Regions from separate parts of the Homo sapiens genome. Here regions 2, 3 and 4 are each linked to region 1. A link is a contact called in ENCODE Hi-C or POLR2A ChIA-PET data. All regions are on one chromosome and are shown on one strand. The core of a region is the stretch at or near the end of the contact, and the rest is flanking DNA. Distances in the headings are between cores, read along the strand shown.

Region 1 (3,100 bases), core at 225-2,724:
CTTTTCCCCAACCCAGTTCTCCTCTCCCCTCCCTCCTCTCCTCCCCCACCCCGGTTTCCCTTCCTTCTCCTTTCCTCGCCTCACCTCGGTTCCCTTCCCCTCCCCCTTTCCAGCCCTCCCCCACGTCTCCCCACCGCCCTCCCCCTCCCCCCTCCCTTCTGCAGCTCTCCTTCCCCTCCGAGGCCCCCGCCTCCCTTCCCCCTCTGTCTCCCCAGCAGGCTCCAGCTTCGCTTCCCTCCCCGTCCCCAGTCCCCAGAACCGCTCTTCCCCTCCCCCCTCCCAGGCTGCTTCCCAGCTCCCGGGTCCTCCGGCCCCCAAGCCTGGGGGTCTAGGGCTGACCCGCTCTCTCGGGACCTTCCCGCGGGCCCTGCCCTCCCCACTCCGTCTCCCCTCCGAACACCCCTCCGCGCCTCTCTTCTCCGCCGCGGCGCCCCCTCCCTATTTCTGCTCCCCTCGGACTTCTCACCCCTCCCAAGTTTTCCTCCCGACGGGACCCTCAGCTCCACCTCCCTGCCCCGCCGCCCTCCCAAGCAGCTCCGATCGCCGACTTCATTCCAGGTCCCGGCCCCCTCCCCAGCTCCGGGGCTCACCTGTCAGCGCCCTCCTCTCCCGCCCCTACCGAGTGGCCCGGTCCCCAGCGCCCGCTTCTTCCTCCCCTTCCCCCTCGGCCCCCTCCCACACTCCCTCTCTCCTCCCCTCGGGGCCCGTCGTCCCCCTTCCCACCTGCCTCCCGCCCGACCCCCTCCCAGCCCCCGCCCTTCCCTCCAGCCCCCCCGGTCTCCTCTACCCCCACAGCCCTCACCCTGCCCGCGCCGGCCTTGCCCTCCCTTCCCCCCAGCCCCCGACCTCCCCGGACCCGCGCCCCTCCCCCACGCCCGCCGTCCGCGCCCCTACCCCCGGGGCTGTCACCTGCGCGGAGCCGGCCGTGACCCAACCGCGGCGCTGAGGGAGACGCGGGCGGGGCCGCCTGCAGAGGAGCCTCCCCGGCCCTTACCTGGCTGGCCGGCCGCTCCGCCCGCGCCGCGGGGACCCAGGCGCCCGGGCCTCCTGCCCCGCCGGCTCTGCTCACAATGGCGCTCGCCGCCTGCAGCTCGGGTGCTGACGGCCTGAAAGACTGACAGACTGACAGCCCCGAAACTTCGCGGGGAGGAGAGGGATAGACGCGCGGGGAGTCGAAGCCGGGAAACGGCGCCTGCAAGGGAGGAGGGACCGAGGGAGCGGGCGGAGAGCCCCGGCGCACCGGGCTGGGGGAGGCAGGGGCAGGGGGTTTCAGGAGTGGGGTCCCAGGAGGGAGCACCGTGGGCTTAGGTGGGCAGGTGATGGTCCTAAGGCTCCGAGCCTGGAGTAGGTGTGGAAGTGGGAGCTCAGGACGGGGGAGGGGAGGGGAGGGGAGGGGAGGGTGATGGGAGAGGGGGTGGAGGAGGGCGAGGAGGCTGGGGAGGACAGGCACTCGGGCTGCGGGGAAGGGTGCCAAGGGAGGGTGCTCGCGGCCGCGGAGGGAGGAGCCGGGGAAAGGTGGAGCGCGAACGGGTGGGGGGGTGGCGGGGAGGAGTTGGGGGAACGAGGAGGGGCCGTGTCGGGGGGGAGCCAGCGAGTCGTGCGCTGCCGTCTCTAAGTCGCCGGTGCCAGCCGGGTGTGCAGCGCCGCGCTCCCGCGGGAGGACGGCCCGGGGGGTCGGTCTGGGAAACTCCGGCCCCGCCCCCATTCTCCACCCGGATTCCACCCCGATCCACCCAGACCCGCAGCCCCTCGCCTGGAGTCCCGAGGACCCGATTCGAAACCAGCCGCGGGAGCCGTGGGGGCAGGCGGGAGAGAGGGCTGGGCCCCTGTGCTTGCGAGAACGGGTCCTTCGAAGTAGAAACTGGGGAGAGGACTTTAAGCCAGGTCCCCTGGGAGAAGGCCGGGCCAGGTCGGGAGCTCCAGGGGGCAAGGCTGGGACGGGGCTGGGCGGAGATTCTGAGGGCGGGGTCCGGGGGAGGGTCTGGGAGGGGGCTGCAGAGAGGGGAGGGCTCTATGGGCGGGAGACGATTGCTGGGGGGCCTGCTGGCCCGGACACCACCTGGAGTTAGATGTGGAGGGCAGCCCTCAGCCCTCAGCCCTCAGCCCCAGCTCCTCAGGGGACTCCACTCGCCCTCCCTGCCCAGGTTACGAGGTTTCTCCTTGGCCTTGTTCCCGCTGCGCCCACTCCTGAAAGCTCCGGAGATGCTGAAGTCTGGACTGTTAGTTCCCGGTCTCCTCTCCATGAACTTTCTCCAAACCCCTGGGTTCCAGCTTCCTCCCTTCTGCCCCTTTACGGGAAAGGGTGACTGCAACTCGGGTCTCTTCCCAATCCCAGTGCTGCCTGATCAGCCCCGGTTTGAATCCAGAGCTGAGTGAGGCTGGGAAGGGGAGGGTGTGAATGGCCCTTGAGCTCCTGCTACCACAGCCCACCACAAGGATGAGTGCCTGGAAGAGCGCCCATCACTCGGGCTCAGCTGTGAAGGCTCCTCTGCCTCCAGGATGAAGGGAGCACCTGGAGTAGCATGTGTCACTGTGCGTGCTGGGGTGTGGCCGAGCACCTGTGCCGGTGTTGTGAGACTTACAGTGAGAGTGTGCATGTGTGTAAAACAGGAAAGGGGGGTGTCTGGGTGTGCGTGTGGCTCTTTCTGAGGACTCCAGAGCAGGAGTTGATCCCAGTCATCCGTGACCCCCTGAGAGACTCACTCTGGGCCCTTTTTTGGCCCTGGGACCAATGGTGAACCCAGGAGAAGGAGAGCCCGGCCCAGCTCTGGTTAACAGCAGCCCCCTTCCTCCCCTAGGTGGAATGACTCTACAGGATACTCGGAGGGATATCAGGTTTAGGAGACCGAGGGGTGTGGAGTCGGAGCCAGGCTGCATTCCAGCCCGGGTGTCCGGGTGTGCTCAGAGCTCTGCTGGGACCAGGGTGGACCCCGGATTCCCCTGTGGAGCCTGTCACTGCCCCTCCCAGCCGGATTCTCGGATTATTTCATCCGGCTTAGCTCTGCCCCAGGGCTGGGGGAGCTGGCTCCCCCGCCCACTCCTTCCAGAGGGTCCTCTCATTCCTCAGCATAGGCTCCCCAGTTCTAGACCCCAGAGACTC
Region 2 (3,100 bases), core at 294-2,793, 1.3 Mb after region 1:
TCCCTGGCCCCGGAACAGCACTCCCACCCTCCCCCTGCCCTCCACAACACACCGGCCCTGGCCTGGGAGGGGCCGTCTGCCAGGGGAACAAGTACAGTTGTGATCTGGGGCGCTCAGCGCCTCCAGTATAAAGGAGGGCTGGGTCTTAGGTGTCTCTGGGGGCCTTCTGCGACCACTCTCCCAACCCCTGTCTTTAGCATTGCTCCTGCCTCTTGACCTACTTACCTTTTCAAGGAGCCAATGGTGTCGTGGGGCCAGGCCCTGGCCACCTGCTCTGAATCATTGAGGAATTTCAGCCGTAGCACGAGGGGCTCCTGCGGGGAGTCCGGGGCTGGCGGTGTTGCTGTGAACCCCGTGCTGGGCTCTGGCTGTGCAGCTTGACCTCTGTGTCTCAGGCTGGGGGTCTCTGCCCCTGGGGCCTCCCCTCTCATGCTGTCGGTAGCTGCCATGGCTGCGCTGGGCTGGGATGGCGTTGGGGTCCCTGACGGCTGGGGCAGTGGGTCCCCGCCCTCAGCGGTGTGCGTTGAGACCCAGGCAAGGGCCAGCACCAGAAGGCAGGCAAGCACCGAGAAAAGGACGGTCACCTCATCACCCACCCCTTCAATCAGGGTCATGGCGCCTGCCTTGCCCGCCGCGCTACCGAGCTGGAGAGGCACAAAGAGCCCGTGAGGCCCGGGCCCCCTGGCCAGGAGCCCTGGAACCTCCACAGGGTCCTGCCCTCACCCCACCGCGACGCTCCCACCGTCCTCAGCCTCCGTCCCCTCACCCACCCCAGGGTACCGGCTTCTCTGCCTCCCAGTCGCCCCAAACTTGCCTCCGGGTGCCCCTTCCCATCGCCGAATCCCAAGTCCTAACTTTCTGTCATCTGAGCTCGAGGTCTTCAACCAGCTCCCAACTCACCCAAACCCTATCCCAAGGTAAGGGCCTAAGCAACGCCTCTCCTAAACTTCACCCCAACCAAACTTCACCCCCAAGCGTATCTATTCTCCTGCCCACTTCACCCCAGTGTGTCTACTCCTTCACCGACTTCACCCCAGGCTCATCTACTCCGCTGCTAAAGTTTCTAAGAGGTGGGGGTAGAGCCTCTGTGCCCCCACCCCCGCCCCCCGCGTTACGGTTCACCTAAACCCCACCCGCGGCACAGGACTGCTTCCCAGGCTTCCCCCACAGCAAACGTCAAACTCCGCCCCTGGGCAATCTGGAGCCACCGAGCGTCACCACCCACCCAGCTCGGCCCCCTCCAGGTCCCCTCAACCCCACTCCGCGGAGGACTAACTCCGCGCCTCCTCTGGAAGTCTCTCCAAGCCCCCCGGGCTGCCTGACCCCAGATCCCGCCCGGAATCCGAGACTTCACGTTCCCCACCCCCACCTCTCATCACCCCTCCCACCTTCCCGCCCCCCGAAGCCGCAGGAGGGCACGGCGATCCCGGCCCGACCGGGGCCCTGGGCGGCGGGGTGGGCGCGGTCACGGCGCGGGGACTCACCGCCCGGCTCCCCCAGCTCCATCGCGGCCCCTCGGGCACTTCCGGGCGGGAGGCGCGGAGGTCGCAGGCACCTGAAGCACCCCTCCTTCCCCGCCGCCGCGGCCCGGGGCATTGTGGAACTTGTAGTCCGGCGCCGCGCTGTCCCCGCCCTCCGCCCTGCGGACCCACGTGTGGGGCTCCACCCGCGGTTCTCTGCGCCTGCAGATCGCGAAGGGGCTGGCGGGGGCGGTTTTGGGGGTTGTGCTACCCCCTAGAGGTTTGGGCGGCAGCAGCGTCCGCCCCCTCCCCTGCCAACAGCCAGGGCATCTATCACACCAGACACCGACGTCAGCTGGAGCACGTCAGAGTACCCGTGTTCGTGATGCAGTGTGGAAGGCTCTGAGGAACTCAGGTGGCCCCTACTGTTATGTCAGAGTGGACGCCAGAAGGCACTTTGGCCACCAAAATTAATTCTTCAGCCCAGAGCCCAATATCCATGGGCTGCCCCACCAGGCTGGCTAGGGATACCCATCCTCAGGGCTGCCCCTTTCCTTGGTCCCCTCCTCCACCTTCGGGACTCCACAGCCCCTTCAGGGCTGTGGAAGAAGCATAGACCTTGGAACCTGGCAGAAATCCTGATCCCTTATCTTGTGCTTCTCAGCTATATGACCTTGGGTGGGTTATTGAATCTCTCTGAACATTAATTTCTTCCTCTCTAAAACACACCTCGTAAGTCAATCATAAGGAAGAAATTAGATGTTTTATTAAAAAGTGTAAAAACTAAGGTACATGTCACACAGTAGCTATTCGCTCACCTCCACCCAAACCTGGTCTCAGGAGTCGGGTCTTTGGTGTGTTACTGTGTGGATGGCATTGAATCCCAGGCCTGTGGATATCTGGATTTTTCCCTCTGGGCTCCTGTAGCCACAGAGATCTCACATCCTGGTTTTTACAGGCCAGTCTTGATTTAAAATAATCTATCCTAGTCTTCCCATGGTTCTTGCCTACTGTGGGAGCAAGTGGCCCAAATATTGCCTTAGGAATGTCAGTCTAGATTGATACCATACAGAACTAACCTACCTCTAGTTCCATCCCTCCTGTTCATTCATTTATTCTACTAACATATTTTTTAAAAGATGTACTATGGCCAGGCGCAGTGGCTCACGCCTGTAATCCTGGCACTTTGGGAGCCAAGGCAGGCGGATCACTGAGTTCGAGACCAGCCTGGCCAACATGGTAAAACCCTGTCTCTACAAAAAAAAATACAAAAATTAGCTGGGCGTGGTGGCGGGCGCCTGTAATCCCAGCTACTCGGGAGGCTGAGGCAGGAGAATCATTTGAATGCGGGAGGTGGAGGTTGCAGTGAGCTGAGATCGAGTCACTGCACTCCAGCCTGGGTGACAGAGTGAGACTCCGTCTCAAAAAAAATTACACACACACACACACACACACACACACACACACACACACACACTATATCCCAGGCATTGTGCAAGATACTGGGAATAAAATGGTGAATCAGACCCTCTTCCTGCCCTCATGTGGCTCCATATACTAGTAGAAGAGCTAGACGTGTGAACAGCCCAACAGTGCTATAACACGTGTGTGCTAGTTGCTGGGGCAACACATTTGAGGAG
Region 3 (3,100 bases), core at 157-2,656, 1.3 Mb after region 1:
TCCTGTGTCTGTGTAGAAAGAAGTAGACATAGGAGACTCCATTTTGTTCTGTACTAAGAAAAATTCTTCTGCCTTGAGATGCTGTTGATCTGTAACCCTACCCCCAACCCTGTGCTCCCTGAAACATGTGCTGTGTCAACTCAGGGTTAAATGGATTAAGGGCTGTGCACGGTGTGCTTTGTTAAACAAATTCTTGAAGGCAGCATGCTTCTTAAGAGTCATCACCACTCCCTAATCTCAAACCACTCCCTAATCTCAAGTACCCAGACACAAAACACTGAGGAAGGCTGCAGGGACCTCTGCCTAGGAAAGCTAGGTATTGTCCAAGGTTTCTCCCCATGTGATGAAATATGGCCTCGTGGGAAGGGAAAGACCTGACCGTCCCCCAGCCCGACACCCATAAAGGGTCTGTACTGAGGAGGATTAGTAAAAGAGGAAGGAATGCCTCTTTGCAGTTGAGATAAAAGAAAGGCTTCTGTCTCCTGCTCGTCCCTGGGCAATGGAAATGTCTCGGTGTAAAGCCTATCTCTACTGAGATAGGGGAAAACCGCCTTAGGGCTGGAGGTGGGACAGGCTGGCAGCAATACTGCTTCTTAAGGCATTGTGATGTTTATGTGTATGCACATCAAAAGCACAGCATTTTTTTTTTTACCTTGTTTACGATGCAGAGACGTTTGTTCACGTGTTTACCTTCTGACCTTCTCTCCACTATTATCCTATTATCCTGCCATACCCGATAATGATCAATAAATACTAAGGGAACTCAGAGGCTGGTGCCGGCGTGGATCTTCCGTAAACTGAACTCCGGTCTCCTGGGCCCATTTTTCTTTCTCTATACTTTGTCTCTCTGTCTCTTTCTTTTCCAAGTCTCTCCTTCCACCTAATGAGAAACGCCCACAGGTGTGGAGGGGCAACCCACCCCTTCACGTGACAGATGTCCCAGCAGTTCTGACGCACCTAGGAGAGCGGGGTGGGTGGCAGGGCATATGTACGTGTTTTGAAAAAACTCCCAGTCGATTTTTGTTCATTCCTCCCCCAAAACCCGCGTTCTACACGCCCTTGAGACGACGGGACATCTAGAGATCCTGGAGCCTTGGGAAAATGGCCCGAGGTCGGCGGCTGACGCGTTACTATGGATACTCCATAGCTTGGAGGGCCAGTCGGGCCACACCCTTTGGACGTCACCCGGAGCCCACAGGAGCACCTGGCAAAAGCCAGGCCCACTTCCTGCTCGGCTCCGCCCAGAGCAGGGGGCGGGCGGATAGGCGATTCCCTCCAATCACAGTTCCAAAAGGAGGGGGCTGACAACATATCCTCCAATCACAGCTTGAAGTGAGATTGATGTGTCTTTTCACCAATCACCGCCAAGGCGCGAGGGGGTTGTCGGGATGGGGGCGGGAGCCAACATAGAGCCCTCAGTGGGATGAGGGTGAAACTGCTATTGCCGGCGGCTCCTGTTTTACCGCGTCAGCATGCTGGTGCATTTATTTCGGGTCGGGATTCGGGGTGGCCCATTCCCAGGCAGGCTGCTACCGCCCCTCCGCTTCCAGACATTCTCAGCTGTCAGGTAAAAACGGAAAAACCTACTCAGAGCGGGCCATTGACCGCCCGGCAGGGCAGTGCCGGCCCGCCGGGAGATGGAGTCCACGAGCTTGCGCGAGGCTTGCTGGGAGCTGTAGGCCAGGCCTACCGGGGTGGAATGTCACTCCGCGGGTGTTGGCCTCAATTATTTATAGTGACACTCCAGTCGCCAGCAGGAGGCTCCTGCGTCTGCAGCCGCGTGTCAGCCAGAAGGAGGGGACGCTCGGGGTCAGTGACCACGCCCAGTCCGCACTCCCGACCGGGGGTCCCCTTTCCTGGCCCTGGAGGTGATTGCGCGATTTGGACGAAAATTCTTATTAGTATGAAGAGACATTTAATGTAGTGGTGCTTCCAGGATTCAAAGTGAGTCGAAGAAGAACTAGAGATGTTCAGCAGGGATAAAGAGCCAATCTAATAGGCCGGGCGCGGTGGCTCGCTCCTGTAATCCCAGCACTTTGGAAGGCCAGGAGTTCGAGACCAGCCTGGCCAACATGGCAAAACCTCGTCTCTACTAAAAAATACAAAAATTTGCCGTGATTGGTGGCACGCGCCTGTAATTCCAACTACTTGGAAGGCTGGGGCAGGAGAATCGCTTCAACCCGGGAGGCGGAGGTTGCAGTGAGCTGAGATCATGGCCACTGCACTCCAGCCCGGGTGATAGAGTGAGACTCTGCCTCAGAAAAAAAAAAAAAAGAGTCAATCTAGTAACTTGTACATGTGTGTTTTTCGCAAAACACTCTACACAGGTTGGTCGAGAGAGAGAGACAGACAGACAGACAGATGGGAAACAAACAAGGACCCTGAAACTACAACTCGAATGTAAATGCTTTATGAGAAGGGACTGATTCCTTTTTTTTTCTTTTCTTTTCTTTTCTTTTCTTTTCTTTTTTTTTTTTTTTTGAGACAGAGTCTCGCTCTGTCACCCAGGCTGGAGTGCAGTGGCATGGTCTCGACTGACTGCAACCTCTGCCTCCTGGGTTCAAGCAATTCTCATGCTTCAGCCACCCAAGTAGCTGGGATTACAGATGTGCACCACACCCGGCTAATGTTTGTATTTTTAGTAGAGACGGGGTTTCATCATATTGGTGGGCAGACTGGTCTTCAACTCCTGACCTCGGGTGATCTGCCTGCCTCGGCCTCCCAAAGTGCTGGGATTACAGGCATGAGCCACCTCACCTGGCCATCCTTTCTAATCCTAGAGTGAATTACTTGGGGGCCAAACAGATAGAAGATTCCCAAGGGCAGGTGGATGTGGAGTTGTGTCATTTGGAAAGCCCATCTGACTGATGGAGGGCAAGAGCTGGATCGAGCTGGAGCTGGAAGTCTTGGTACTGGGAAGTAATCCACATGCTCTTGGCAACGACCAAGACTTTCTTAGAGTCTTAGTTTGGAGACAATGCAAGAAGCTGGAAAAAGACCATGCTAAATTATTGAAAGGTTTAAAAACAGTTCTTAGGAAAGAGTAAGGGTGTTGATGTTATTTAAACCAGAGAGAAACCCAAGGAAAGACATAAAATAA
Region 4 (3,068 bases), core at 1-2,500, 1.2 Mb after region 1:
GGGGCCCTGGGCACCCTCAGGTCAGGGCCTCACCAAGAGGGGTGCAACGGGTGGGCAAGCTGCCTGGGCAAACGTGGCCTGCAAAGGGAGCTCCACTGACGACCCCTGCACCCCAGGTTCTGTGTGTTCGGGCTCGGCTCCCGGGCATACCCCCACTTCTGCGCCTTTGCTCGTGCCGTGGACACACGGCTGGAGGAACTGGGCGGGGAGCGGCTGCTGCAGCTGGGCCAGGGCGACGAGCTGTGCGGCCAGGAGGAGGCCTTCCGAGGCTGGGCCCAGGCTGCCTTCCAGGTGAGCCCAGCCCAGCCCCTGCTCTGACTCCTGCCCCCTGGGATGCCTCCTCCTGCCTCACTCTGCCCTGATTCTGTTTGGTTCTTTGGTCCCTTCCTGTTCCTTCCAAAATCCACCCTCATCTCTCCATGGCATAGCCAGCTCTTCTGGGTCAGGGGCAGAGGATGACATGGCCCTGCCGACCACAGGGGTGCCTAGCCCAGGCAGAAGTGCAGCCGAAAGAGAGCAGGCAGGGCCCTGGCAGGAGGGAGCTTCAGCCAGGCACAGGCTGGGCCTCACAAGTGGGCGCACAAAGGGAGGGGGTGCAGGGCAGGGCAGGGGACCCCACCCAGGATGGGCAGGATGGAGGGAGAAGGAAGGGACAGAGAGAAGGTCAGACAGAGGCAAGGGCTGAAGCTGAGGCCAGCACAGAAGCCACAGGAAGCCAGAGGCCAGACAGCCTGGGGCGGTGCCTGCACCGCAGAACTGGTCCCGGGCCGGGCAAGCAAGCACAGGGAGAGGTGGATCCCTGGGGGCTGTGGCTTTTTAAGCCTGGGCTTCCTCAGGGGCAGTGCTGCCTGTCTGGGGATCATGTCTGCAGTTGACAAGGGCTCGGTCTCCCCAGTGCCACACTGTTCAGGGCAGTGCTGCTGTCCCGGGGCCCAGGCTGGAGCTCAGCAGATTTGCCTTGATTGGAGGAGGAGGGCATCCTAGGAGGAGAGGGAGTGGGGGCTACCTCAGGGACGGGGAGGTCAGGCTGCAGAAACACATAGGCCCTGATTGGGAAGAAGGGAACGGAAAATAAGACTTAAAGAATTTAAACAAAAAGAGCCATTGCAGCGGGATGAGACCACATCATCAGGTTTTGGGAATAGGACTTTAGAGGCGTAGGATCCATTACAGCATCACCGAACCAGAAGCAGGAAGGCTGAGCTAAGCAGAGCAGCAGCAGTGGAGATAGGAAGGAAGGGAGGGAGGGGCCGAGGAAGGAAGGAAGAGATATAAGACTTCACACGCACCACAAAAGAAAGATTAACGGGACTTGGTGATATGAGGCTCAGCCAATCACGGGTGAGCCCTGCATTTCAAGCCTGGGACTGGCCCAGCAGTTTTCCAGCTGTGTGCCTGACCAGGAGTAGACGGGATCCACACCCTCCCAGGGATCTGCCCCGTGGGGTCCCCTCTGCCGCCCGAATTGTGCGTCCCTTCCCAGGAGCACTTACTATCTGCACGCACTTTGTGGAAAGCTAAGGGCTTTACATAAAGTATCTCATTTAATCTTCACCAGAACACAATGAGGTGTAAAGATGGGGAAACTGAGGCATGTCACTGTAAGTACGGGATTCGGAATTTGAATGCAGGTCTGAACACACAGACGCCTTCACAGAGCTACCGTGTGCCAAGCACTATGCTTCTCGGATCACGGGATTAACACGCACCAGATAAGGAACGATGCACCAATCAGGACGTGCAGAGAAAGAGCCAGCCGGGTCCCTGGGCCCAGCGGCCAATCCATGAAATGGGCTGGCGGAAAAGGTGCTGTCCTTGGCGCCGGCCTCAGCCACTGGGGCTGCCAACCCCCCAGGAGCAAGACGCAGTGAAGCCGCCCAGGCGCCTCACTAGGGCGACCCCTGGTGGCGGGAGGTCCTCAGCCCTCACCGGCCTGTCCCGCAGGCCGCCTGTGAGACCTTCTGTGTGGGAGAGGATGCCAAGGCCGCCGCCCGAGACATCTTCAGCCCCAAACGGAGCTGGAAGCGCCAGAGGTACCGGCTGAGCGCCCAGGCCGAGGGCCTGCAGTTGCTGCCAGGTGGGCCCTGCCCTCACCCTAACCCGGCTGGTTCTCTGAGGCCCCCACACCCCGGGACTAAAGCACTCTGGGGCCAGGCCCTGCTCCCTAGCTCAGGCTGCCTCATTTGCCCCTCCCCGCCCCCAGGTCTGATCCACGTGCACAGGCGGAAGATGTTCCAGGCTACAATCCGCTCAGTGGAAAACCTGCAAAGCAGCAAGTCCACGTGAGGACGACGGCTTTACCGCCCCCCCACCCCTGTCCTGAACACCCTGACCCTGGACCCTCCTCCTCCCACATTCTCCCGCCCCCACCCCTCTCTGACTCCCCATAAGTGCCCCTCTCCCCACCCCCAGGAGGGCCACCATCCTGGTGCGCCTGGACACCGGAGGCCAGGAGGGGCTGCAGTACCAGCCGGGGGACCACATAGGTGTCTGCCCGCCCAACCGGCCCGGCCTTGTGGAGGCGCTGCTGAGCCGCGTGGAGGACCCGCCGGCGCCCACTGAGCCCGTGGCAGTAGAGCAGCTGGAGAAGGGCAGCCCTGGTGAGGGGCAGCCTGGGAAGCAACAGGGCACACCAGCCCCATGCCCAGCCCCACCCCCGGCCCCAGGCCTCCAGGAGCTCAGGACCCGACCCAGGGGGTGGCCACCTCCTCCACAGCTCAGCAGGCAGGCTCAGAGCTGGCTGTGCTGCCCACTGCCGGGCTGGCCTTGTTGCTGGACCATCCCCACACCCTCAAATGCACCCCCACCAAAAGGCTGTCCCCTCCCTCTGGGCTCCTCTCCGAGGCTCCCCTAGCAATCTAGCTTGCTCTGGAGCTGGCACTGGGGCTATTTGCTGCCACATCAATGCCTGGGCTTTATTTAAAATAAGGGGGTGGAGTCAGAGGCAGAGGAGCCCAGACCAACCCAGTCCGGCCAGGGGCCCCCGAACAATACACTGAGGCTACCTAGACAGGCCGACCCCGCTGCTCAAGGGCAGGCTCTCTAACAGTCACCAAAACACAAACATC

The links. Hi-C counts contacts between places; a loop is a spot of excess contacts on that map. ChIA-PET counts read pairs that join two places held with the same protein, here RNA polymerase II (POLR2A). Pooled maps may share reads with other maps.
Region 2: a loop to region 1 is called in a map of B cell, with 12 times the contacts of the local background. The contact joins the promoter of TMUB1 here to the promoter of ZNF467 in region 1. A Hi-C loop is called at or near these places in 2 of 168 maps with a recorded cell type or tissue (B cell and CD8-positive, alpha-beta T cell) and 11 of 50 pooled maps.
Region 3: a map of B cell shows a loop between it and region 1 (12-fold over the local background). The contact joins the promoter of ABCB8 here to the promoter of ZNF467 in region 1. A Hi-C loop is called at or near these places in 1 of 168 maps with a recorded cell type or tissue (B cell), 2 of 37 single-sample maps with no recorded cell type and 9 of 50 pooled maps. POLR2A ChIA-PET finds 5 or more read pairs at or near these places in 2 of 52 experiments (A673 and PC-9).
Region 4: a pooled map shows a loop between it and region 1 (3-fold over the local background). The contact joins the enhancer-like site here to the promoter of ZNF467 in region 1. A Hi-C loop is called at or near these places in 4 of 50 pooled maps. POLR2A ChIA-PET finds 5 or more read pairs at or near these places in 2 of 52 experiments (WTC11 and naive thymus-derived CD4-positive, alpha-beta T cell).

The regions. Positions count from the first base shown.
Region 1 is chr7:149,772,114-149,775,213 of GRCh38, forward strand. ZNF467 (zinc finger protein 467) reads right to left here and starts at 1,475. Exons shown (of 5, transcript NM_207336.3): 1 at 995-1,475. RefSeq lists a silencer at 918-1,097.
Region 2 is chr7:151,081,950-151,085,049 of GRCh38, forward strand. TMUB1 (transmembrane and ubiquitin like domain containing 1) reads right to left here and starts at 1,544. Exons shown (of 3, transcript NM_001136044.2): 1 at 1,485-1,544; 2 at 226-644. The coding sequence starts at 614. RefSeq lists an enhancer at 1-167 and a silencer at 1,308-1,697.
Region 3 is chr7:151,027,044-151,030,143 of GRCh38, forward strand. It overlaps ABCB8 (ATP binding cassette subfamily B member 8), which reads left to right and starts at 1,407. Exons shown (of 16, transcript NM_007188.5): 1 at 1,407-1,567. The coding sequence starts at 1,473. It overlaps LOC124901777 (a long non-coding RNA gene), which reads right to left and starts at 1,215. Exons shown (of 3, transcript XR_007060593.1): 1 at 920-1,215. RefSeq lists enhancers at 1-175, 176-780, 1,386-1,990, 1,430-1,739, 1,991-2,594.
Region 4 is chr7:151,006,986-151,010,053 of GRCh38, forward strand. It overlaps NOS3 (nitric oxide synthase 3), which reads left to right. Exons shown (of 27, transcript NM_000603.5): 16 at 1-20; 17 at 117-291; 18 at 1,945-2,077; 19 at 2,204-2,282; 20 at 2,413-2,600. Among named protein-coding and RNA genes, the nearest start is that of ATG9B, 16 kb to the right of the region's middle. RefSeq lists enhancers at 1-251, 252-832, 1,760-1,809. Within about 2 kb of position 1,251, at least 12 of the 41 ENCODE cell types and tissues checked have a DNase peak (open chromatin) inside an H3K27ac peak, as active enhancers do.